Linked DNA regions of Mus musculus: region 1 is linked to region 2. A link is a loop called in an ENCODE intact Hi-C map of the cell type or tissue named here. Cell type or tissue: left cerebral cortex. All regions are shown on one strand. Links, peaks and the distances in the headings refer to the core of each region. The heading gives the core; the rest is flanking DNA. Region 1 overlaps Tent5c (terminal nucleotidyltransferase 5C). Region 2 has its middle 56 kb from the start of Gm25802.

Evidence for each region. A loop is a pair of places that touch in the nucleus more often than their neighbours do. Peaks named below come from ENCODE experiments on the same cell type or tissue, not always from the same donor. Only the 100,000 strongest peaks of a DNase experiment are listed, where the experiment ranks them.
Region 1: a loop joins it to region 2, with 2.2 times the contacts of the local background. A loop is called at or near these places in 2 of 42 quality-filtered maps.

What each region holds. Positions count from the first base shown.
Region 1 is chr3:100,483,421-100,488,793 of GRCm38, forward strand. The region is part of intron 1 of Tent5c (terminal nucleotidyltransferase 5C); the gene reads right to left. Among named protein-coding and RNA genes, the nearest start is that of Tent5c, 3.1 kb to the right of the region's middle. In left cerebral cortex, for the core only: no CTCF peak of the experiment used is centred there; DNase peaks (open chromatin) are centred at 2,487 and 4,558; H3K4me3 peaks cover 635 bases.
Region 2 is chr3:100,356,816-100,362,188 of GRCm38, forward strand. No RefSeq gene overlaps it. Among named protein-coding and RNA genes, the nearest start is that of Gm25802, 56 kb to the left of the region's middle. In left cerebral cortex, for the core only: a CTCF peak has its summit at 2,353 (motif pointing right); a DNase peak (open chromatin) is centred at 2,370; H3K4me3 peaks cover 329 bases.

The DNA.
Region 1 (5,373 bases), core at 97-5,096, 130 kb after region 2:
TCACCAGCATGACTACCTATAGAATGTCTGTCACTAGAGATCCCAGACATCTTCACCTTGACAGCTCACTCCTCTTGCATGTTTGTTTGAATTTTTAATTGTTGGTAAGTTCTAACTAATGACAAATGATTGGCAAATTTTAACTGTTAATAAAAATCAGCCCTGGTCCCCTGCCAATCTCAGATTTCATCTATATTTCTTCCAGCTATTCTCTAAGAAGAAAAAAAAAAAAAAAAACAACCTACTAAAACAGGAGCAAGAAATGGAGAAGCAAACAACCTGGGTTTTGGTTGGTTGGTTTTTTGGTTTTTTGGTTTTTTGTTTGTTTGTTTGTTTTTGTTTTGTTTTGTTTGTTTGTGTTTTTTTGTTTGTTTGGTTTGGTTTGGTTTGGTTTGGTTTGGGTTTTCTTGGTTTTTCGAGACAGGATTTCTCTGTATAGCCCTGACTGTCCTGGAACTCACTTTGTAGACCAGGCTGGCCTCGAACTCAGAAATCCACCTGCCTCTGCCACCCAGTGCTGGGATTAAAGGCGTGCGCCACCACACCCGGCTCTTTTTTTATTTTTGAGGAGTCAAATCTGCCTCACAGGATGGGTGCTCATCAATAAGCCAGCGTGGGGACTGAGCCACACCTCACATTTCCTCAGCTACCCAAGCGCCTACTGTGTTGTAAGCTCTCTCCTAGGATTCTGGGACCTGAAGGCAGGAGACAGAGATCGCTGCCCACACAGAGCATACAGCCTATATACATTCTCCAGTAACTCTGCATAGCTTACTATTGCTTCTCACATGCAGAGAACCAGGATTTGAGAGTAAAACACCGTGCTCACATGGGCCAGACTCACACCACCCAATACAGTAACCACAAGCTCTCGAAAGGTAGAAGGTTCAGACAAGTGCATAGTATATACAAAATATAGCATAGATTCCAAGGACTTGATATAAAGGAAGGAAAGAAAATATCTCCTTTACATGTTTTGCACAGATTATTAAAATAGTTAAGCAGACAAATCGATTTATTGTTTAACTTTACCAGGCTTTTGGTCCCATATGTTTCTGGGTCAGCACTGACTCTGTCTGCTACATAGTTAACAATAAAGAAATGAAAGCCTGAAGTGGTCAGGGGTCTGTCTGGATCAGTGCCCAGGTGCCCCCCAGTGAGGGGCAGCCTACAAGAGGCAAGTGAAAAAGCACAAAGTCTACAACAGTCTGGAATGGGACACAGCAGCAGCGGCGGTGCTGGCTTCTAGAGGAACAAGGCAGAGCAAACACCGTGTGTCTTCTTAACCCTACTCTTTCCTCTATATCCCCATAATCCACATGCTAGCACTAGCGCCTCAGGCAGCTGCTGAGTCCTGATGCCTGACTATGTCTAACTATGACAAACAGGGGCAGGGGTCACCATAGTGCAGGGGGGGGGGGGGAGAGGGGTGTCAGAGACAGACAGACAGGCCACAGAGAAGGTACCTGGTCTCATCCTGTAAGGCCAAGTATGGAAGCTAAGGGATCCTGGGTGGGATGGGGGGATGGTTCATAATCCCTGGATAACTTTCTTCAGTTTTTATGATGGGGCCGGACAAGGAGGCAATGGGGGATGGCTAAACAACAACAACAACAACAATGCCCTTCAGTTCAATGTTAAAATTTTTAAATTTTTAAAAACAAGAAAATGTGAAAAAAAAAATCCTATAACACACTGGAGTAGAGAGATGTATGGTGAATGGTGAAGCAGTCCTCTCAGAGGAGAGATCCATCAGAGCCTTCACAGAGATCAGGGGGAATGGACTGTGTTCAGTTTTTTGTTTATTTTTTTCTCTCCCAATATCTAAGTCTGTATTTTGCACAGCAAAGGAGGCCAGCTAAGGAAGACCTGCCCATGGGACAGCAAAAAAAAAAAGCATCAGGAAATAACAATCTTGGAGGAAGGCAGGGTTAGGGTTAGGGTTAGGGTTAGGGTTAGGGTTAGGGTTAGGGTTAGGGTTAGGGTTAGAGTCCTCAGGGATGGGCAGATCCTAGGCGCTGAGTGCTCCAAGTACACAGGACTGAGCACTGGCCAGAGCCAGGGAGGCGGGCTGATGCTCTCATCTAGCTCCTGTCCACAGTCCCCTCTAAACCAGGTCAGCGAGGACAGTGAGAAACAAAAAAGTCAAAACGAAAGAGTCAGCAGAGCAAGCAGCTGAGTGAACACAGGGGAGAGAGAGAGAGAGCAAGCTGGGGCTGGGAGGACAGGGAGGGCTGAGGTGCTCAGGGGTGGGGCTAGAAGCCGGCCAGCCTTAGGAGTTTCAGCTGTTGGTCAATGCAGGCACCTTTCCTCTGCTCCAAGCCTACACTACAGAGGTTTCACTGAAAAGATCAAGACATCATCCAGCCTTTTAAACCAGGCGCTCCTGACACAGAAAGCAAGCTCCATCTAGTCCCTTGATCCAGCAGGACAGCCACTTCAAGCATGCTTCCGCCTGCGCAAAGAACAGCAGGCAGCACCCAGCAGAGAGAGTGTGCATTCACATGACAGACGCATGTCTGCACACAAGGCCATGCATGCACTTTCTAGGCAGGGGTGAGGACTTTGCAGTGACCACAAACCCACACTTTTCTGGGGTCCACGTGCAAGGACAACTGAGAGAAAAACAAGTTCTTCAAGTATATCAGAAAGTCAGGCCAGCTGAGCTCACCTCTAAAGCTCTTCCACAGGCAGGCCTTTCGCCTATCATTCCCTTGGCCTGCCTGGCTGGCACCTGGCACATACCACCTAGGAAGCACCTTCTGACCCAACCTCCATTATCCAAGAAAAAGGGACCACAGTGCAAAATGCTCTGAAACCACAAAACACCCTTACACAGAGCTGCTTCGTGTCAGTAATTACTTCTTCATAGGAAGGGCTTTTTTCCCCCTGTTGTTTCAAAACGCTCTGCAAACACTTCAAGAACAAGCTCCCAGGGCCCAGCTGTACAGAATATTAATTTGAAACACTTCAGAAGACTCCCATTACAAAGCTGAGTTATGTAAAGATGTTGTCTATAAACCTTTTGAACTCTAAGCCAAAACTCCCTTTCAATGAACGCATCCAGTCAAAAGGTTACAAAGCGGGAGAAACCTCAGGTTCAAGAAATTAGAAGGTCAGCTTTTCTCAAGTAGCTTTAAACTCACAAGCACGTCGTCAAATATGGAAAAGCTGGTGCCATCATAATACGATTTCAACAGCTACAGTCAAAACAGTGGGATGGTAGAAGGCATCTCCCCTATTCGCCGGTTACCTCAATAATGAGAAAAAACCAACAGACTAGTTTTAAACCAAGAAACACCTCAGATTCTGACTCACTCCCTATTAATCTCCAAACATTCAGAGAGAGATAGAAGAGAGAGGAGAGAGTGTCCAGGAGGCCAGGAAAGAGATAAGAACCCCCTAGCCATCATCTTAACTCTTAGCCCATCTCTGCTTCTACAGCTTTTCTTAATAATATAGGCTGTCCTTCTTCCATGGCTGATTCTACGACAGCATAGCATAGAAGAGAGATAGAGACAGGGTACTACTTAGTAGATGAAGCTGGGAAGGGAGGGCAGGAGGGAGGGAGGGAGAAAGGAAACATTCAATGCAGCTTTCCAGTTTTGTTGCAGCTGAGCCTAACTAATAGTACAACAGGGCTCAACAGTCCCCTTTTAAATTGCTTTCATTGCTGAGTGGTTCCTGGACTTTCCCATGGGCAATGCAAAGCAAGTATAATCTGCCTGCCCTTGGACACTGGGGGATGCATCCCCACTGGGGTTGGTGATGGAGGGCAGAGGCTGGAAGTCCTGCAGAAAGCTTGGTAGCTATACTTGCAGCAGAGCTGGAAAAGCTGGAGAGCGAGCCCTTGGCACTCCACTCACACTCAGACCAACAGGCCAGGAGCCAAGTCCTCCCTTCTGAGTTCACAAACTTAATCTCTAGATACAAGGTAGGTATTATGGGAGAAACTCAGACTAAAGAGTGTGACTGTTTGTTCTAGGTGCACACACTAAAGTTACTCATAAAACTTCGGGACCTTTCTTTTAGTAACAGTCTAGAGATCGCTCAACAACCCCCACAATTTTAACTATAGTAAGCAACATCCTGTGCAGATCCTGGGACAATTATTCCACACATCGAACTCTCCATCTAAAAGCTTCTTAAACCAAAGTGTCTCTTCAGAGAGAAGGTTTCAGCTGTCCGATCCGGATACTAAGATACTAAGCCCTCCATCCCCACAAACAAGGCCAGCAGAGGACAGGACCACTGGTGGTCCAGCTGTAGCAGCTGGGAGAGAAAAGTGGCTCTTCGTTACTCCTCACCCCACACCCTTCGACTGCGGGGTAAGATGTGGAAAAACAATCACACCTCTGGTGACTTCCAGCAAGATAGAATTCTTGGTAAGCCTTCCTACCACCCTCTTGGCTGCCTGGCTAGCTTTCTGGCTCCCTCGCTGCCTTGCCAAGCAAATTACAGTGGAAGTTGTTGTAGCCAGCAATGGCCACCGTCACCCTCCTTCCCAGAGTAGCGGGGCAGCTGGGGACCTAATTTAGGAGGATTTGACCATCTTAACTTTATTTCCAGAACACCAAACTCGTCATAATTCAAACTATTACATACACAGCTATTCTTAAAAAATCAGTAAGTCTATTAAATCTTTCGTTGTAAGCACTTTATCCTCAATTGAGGGAGGGGCTTAAGACTTGGGTCCGGGCTCTGAACGGTTTCTCCACATTAAAGGTTGAGAGGAGAGAAAAGAGGCCTAGACCACCTAGGGATGACAATCGATGCTGGTGGAAGTTTTGCGTTCTTGAAAAACCAACTAGGCATTTCCTCACCAGCCCTCCAGGACTTTGCGGTCTCCTGCCCTCCAGCCTGCCCGCGCTAGGTGTAAAGGCTACCAGCTGGTACTGCAGGTTCCTCAACTTCTTCCTATGGAGAAGGCTCTCACCCTCCTCGCAAACTGCGCTAAAGAAGTTCCCTGACCCGGACGATCCGGGAGCCGCGCCTCTAAGCCACCGACAGCACCGCTATCAGAGTCAACGGACTGACTACATGGCTTTCAGCCTACGCAGTAAGCGACTTTCGATCCCCAAAGGGGAGGAACCAGGTTTCACAGCCGCTGAATTCTCGAGAAGTTTCCGAGAGACGCGCAGCTTCGATCATTTGGCCGCGCTGGGTGTCCACAGTCCCAAAGGGAGAAGGATCTCAGCCGCCATCCCGGGCACCGAGCCCAGGAAACTGCCCTCCCCTCGCCGGCCAGGCTTTAGCCCCGACCGCTGCGTCTTCATCTGCGCCGCCAAAACCGCGGGGTTCAAAATCGCCCGGGTTCCGGGCTCGGTGTGCGCGCCACAGGGGCGCAGCTCAGAGCCGGAGCACCGACTAGGT
Region 2 (5,373 bases), core at 206-5,205:
AAAACTCTCAGTGAGTCAGGACTCTTTTCTCTGAAAACTTCTTTCTTGGAAGTGACCGGGGAAGTTGAAGTTGAAGTTCTTTTTGTCTTTCAAGTCACCAATTCATGCTCCAGCAAAAGTAATTGTGGTGGTTTCTTGACTCTTTGCAGGACCACTGAGTGGACTGTGCCCCAGACTGGGCTATGCAGGCAGCCATTATCCCGAGAAGTAAGGAAAAATGGGAGCTAGAGAAAGGATTGGATATTCTGAGTCTTGCTGCTTGGCCTCTGGATTTGGAGTGAGGTAGGGTGGAGAGAGAGCCACTCCCCAGTTTGCTGAACCCAGATGGTGGGTCCGTGAGAAACACTTAATTGCCCACAGAGAGGACATATAACTTTGGCAGAAGATGCAAGCTAATCAGAAGCAGCCCCCAACCTCCTCCCTTCTCCCTGCTGTAAATTCAGCTTGATGGGTACAAGAAGAAATTCTAGCACTCCCCAGAGTGCCTAGAATCACCAGCCAGGATGCCAGCCTCAATTATGAGTTATTCAGAAGCAACCCAGAATTTTTAATTTGGAAGATAAGAAGGTCCAGCCTTGCATGGCCAGGCCCCTCCAGGAACTGTTACCTAGATAAGCTTTCTTTACTTCCAGCCAGAAACCATTCTTCCTTCATGTTAATAGCCTTTATGTAGGGGATGTCAAAAAGAAACAAATAACAGGGAGAGGAAGGTGGGAAAAAGGTTCAGTTGGTTACATGCTCACCCTGTGGGCATAAGGACCTGAGTTCAGATTCCCAGAACCCAGATAAAAAGCCAGGAATGGTGACACACTTCTGTAACCCTGGCACTGAGGAAATGAAGACAGACAGACAGATCCCTAGAGATGCCTTAGTCACCCTGCCTGCCAATCCATGTACTTCCCATTCAGTAAAATATCCTGTCTTGGTAAATAAGGAGATAAGGGGGACAGCTATAAAGAGCTTGATTTCTGGCCTTCACATACATATATGCACAGACGCGCGCATGTGCACACACACACACACACACACACACACACACACACACACACACACACACATACTACATGGAAAAAAAAAAGAAAAAACAAGAGTGGCTAGAGACAACCCAGCCTTGGAGACATAAACGAATTAAAGTACCAGTGAAATAATTTAGGTCTCATTGTTCCACTGAGCATCACTGTCATATAATACATATGTGACCTCAGGAAAAACAAACACTATGAGTCTCAGTATTGCCTCCCTGACAGTATGCTACACATGAACATATGAAATGTCAGGAGCTCCCTCAAGGATGGATAAATGGTAGACCTTTTCTCTCCCAAGCTGATGGGGCCACTGAGACCAAATATTAGAATCCGTGTTTTAGCCCTTCTCTCTCTCAAGCTATTGTTCCATGGAGAGGTTTTCCTCGAGCTTGTTCACTCCTTAGCTGCTGTGGTTTGTATCAATTCTATTAGTCTTGCTAGCCCTATGTTTTTTACTGTATCCTCCTTAAGATCTATTCTTCACTAACTGCTGGCACAAACTAATAGCCTGAAATTGTCGTTAATACAAAACATATAACAGAAAGACAACATGACCACTCATAACACGGTGATGTGTGAAGATTAGCCAGGATGGTTGCTAGCAAGGACATTGACGCCATGGTAGATTTTGCAGTGCCAGGTGAGCTTCTGAAACACTTGACATGTAAACTTTCAGCTCTAACAAAGAACCATATTTGAATACACTGTTCTATGAGATGCAACAGCTGACAGGTGTTTTTAGAACCCACTGCCCTTGAGACTCAATAATGATTTTACTCTTCTAGCAGCTATAGGTAGAAAGAAATGAATTTAGAGGCCTCTCCCTCCAATCTCTCATAGCATTCTGGCTTCCCAATACCAAAAGCTAACAATTTGCATCCACTCTGTTAGCATCTCTTAACCATGTTTACTCAAAAGTGAGATAGGTCTTTGAAGGCTGGACCAGTAGGAATGGGGTGAGAAGGAAATACCCCATTTTTTTTCTCTTTGGCTAAGCCACTAGCTTCCATGTTTCTTTTATGTTAAAATGTCCCCACCCTTGCAAGTGGGACATGAAATGTCCCAGCACACTCAGGTGAGACCTACTGGACCTTCTGTAACAATGGTGAGAGCTTGGCTGTGGTGGGGACTGCATCAGAGTCAATCCGATGTTGGAGTCCAGGGAGTGAGATTCTAGTCCAGTCCCAGCTTCACAGGCTGTGGGCTATGGGAGGCATCCCTGTCCGCCATCAGGGGTCCACTAGTTCCTTAACTGGAACAACCAGGGAGGGGGAAGAGAGGAGCCTGAGCATTCTAAGAAAGTGTGAAAAATGTACACAGCCACTAGGTGTCAGCATGCAGAAAGACAGCAGGCTCTCAGGACACAAAGGGCTTGCAAGTATTTTGGCTTCCGGTATGTTCAGGTTCAGCCCTAGAAGAAAGCTGCCAGTTTCCCCGGTCCCCACGCAGTTACTGAACATCAGCGTTTGACAGCCCTTTGAAGCTCTACTCCAAACGGTCCCTTGGGGAGCTTTCCCTGATGACACCCTCTCCCATATTTCTCAGACACGTTTGGTCAGTCAGCACTTTCTCTGCTCTCCCCATCCGAATCTTGACCATGACAATCAAGACTTCCAGAGAATGGGCACCCCCTCTCGGTCTCCCTGTAAGGTTCTTTTAAGCAGAGACAAGCTTCCTTCATCTCAGTTTTTTGATTTTCAACCCAGGACTGCCTGTACTTGCTACTTAAGCTAAGTGAATGGAGGAGCTTAGAATCAGGGCGGTATGGGGGGGTCTAAACAGTTTTAGAAAGCAGTAACTTGGTTATTATGTCAATTTATCTTTTTATCCCCGAAAAGCTGAACACCTACAAAAGACAGCATTTCTAAGGGTATGAGTAGTGTTCCCATCATTGGGCAAGTTTGGGCTCAGAAGGCACCCAGGAGACATTTGACCCCTTTGAATGAAACTGAATTAAAGTAATAGACCTTGAAAATAAATAGCATTTTAGAAACTGGTAAGAAGTGGCCTTTCTGGATTGTCCACCAGAGAGACCCTTGGAAAGCAGGTTGCTGGCCTGAGAATTGTGTCTATCCCGAGGGGCTCCAGAGTTAAGTTAATGTGGTCTCTGGGTCTGTCTGGATTCCCACACCTCCCCCTTAACATACAGCCACGCATAGCCTGGAAGAGCAGTAAGTCGTGGGCACACTAAAGAATCTCTGACGATGTCATTGTATTCAGTGGGACCAACAGCAGGAAGATGCCTTCCTCCAGCATAGTGGTTCTCAATTTGTAGACTGTGACCCCTTTTGGGGGTCAAATGACTCTTTCACAGAGGCCACCTAAGACCATTGGAAAACACAGATATTTACATTCTGACTCATAACAATAGCAAAATTATAGCTATGAAGTAGAGACAAAAATAATTTCGTGGTTGGGAGTCACCACACATGAGGAACTAACTGTACTAAAGGGTCACAGCATTAGGAAGGCTGAGAGCCACTGTTAGCACTTCTGAAAGACAGCTCACGCAGCTCCCTGGCATGTCTTTCCCTCACTATAAACAGATTCTCAGGTGTCTCAATGTTCTCAAAAGCTTCCCCACTCAACACAGCTGCTCCTTAAACCTCCACCGTCCTTCACTGTCAAGCCCCTCCACCCGCAGAGAGCCATCTACGTCTTGCCCGTACATTCTTCTCTGCCCCTCCATTCTCTGCAATGTGGCTCAGGGCTCAAATAGTCCTTCAACTGGATCAAACAGACTGGATCAAACTGGTCCTCCTGACTGGATCAAACAGACTCTCACAGCCCCACAGACGCTATCAGCTTCTTGCTTGAAACTTTGTCTTGATTTTTCATGACAGCCCCACTGGTATGATTGATTCTTCCTTCTTCAGCAGGTTCCTCTTGGCACCTTTTTTGGTTGGCTCTTGTGGAAGGCCTCCATCTCCTCATCTTTCCTCATCTGCTGTCCCTGCATCGTCTACTCTTCTGTCCAGTTCTATCCTTCATGTTCTCATTATGAGCCCTGGGTCCTTCCACTTGTCTCCTATATCCGAGTAAACCCCTCGAAGGACCCAAGTCCATTCCTGTCCTCCCACCCTGCTCTGGATTGTCTCTCATCTTTTTATGTCTCTGCCATGCATCACCACTATGTGCCTTTGATCTAAATGTTAAAGGTTCATCACACATGGTGCCACGGATCTGGAATATAAGCTACGTCATTTCATCCCTCCAATTTGAAATCTTTTATGGTATCCACTGCCTAAGAGTACATCCAAGCTCATTACCAAGGATCATACTCAAGGCTCTCTTTCAACAGGGCTCAACATCGCCTGGTCCTCACTTTGTTTCTCCAGCAGATATTCCTGCATTCCTTAATCCAAAGTCAGTTTTAGGAAAAGTCTTAAATTAAGGGCTGTGAATATGGCTCAATCAGTGTTATGTTAACAAGCCACACAAGGTCTCCATACACATGAGCACATATGCCCATACCTGTATACACATGCACCTACACACACATAAACATGTGCACACAGGTATATGTATTTGAGTGTACACCCATGAGTGGCTCTTTTAGACAGTGAGGGGGACAGGGAAGCTCATCTGATTCATCCATTCCTGTGATCTGTCCAAGGAGGTCTTCCTCTGTTTGTGGTATAAGCACACACAGACACACAGACACACAGACACACAGACACACACATACACACACACACAAACACACACACCACTTTAAAGTTCTACTCATACATTCTCTTTCTCCTGAAAACAGCCACATTTTTTTAACCTGATAACTCCATGCATACTTCTAAACTAAGTTCCTTCCACCAGGGAGCTTTCTCTGTCCCTTTCTGATCTGGCCAGGTGTCTCTCAGAAGTTGTAAATAGCTACCTGTGCATGCTCTCACCTTGGCAGTAATGTAGCTGTGTTGAAACTACATACTTACACTACATCCTCATACACTAAATTTTGTGGATTCAGGAAAGGGGTCTTCTAAAAGGTTTGTCTTGCTGCATAGATTATTGAGCTCAGAAGCGGGTAAGTGTTTAAGAATGCTGTAGAGAGCCCACACCTCCAGCAGCACTGCTGTGATTTCCTACTGAATTAGCACAGTGCTATATGGGATTTTATTTTTGAAAACCACTACTCTTTGGAATACTACATGATACTCCCAGCATCGCTATCCCTTGTGTTCATAACTTGTGAAATAATACAGCCACTGCCTCCCAAAATGCTTCCCCTTTGGGTACCACTAATGCATTCTTTGATGTTGGAAGTGAAGGCCAGGGCTTTGCTAACTCATTTAACACAATTCCAGTGAAAGAGGCCAGCCCCTATCTTTTTAGCAGAAAGGAAGGTTCAGCA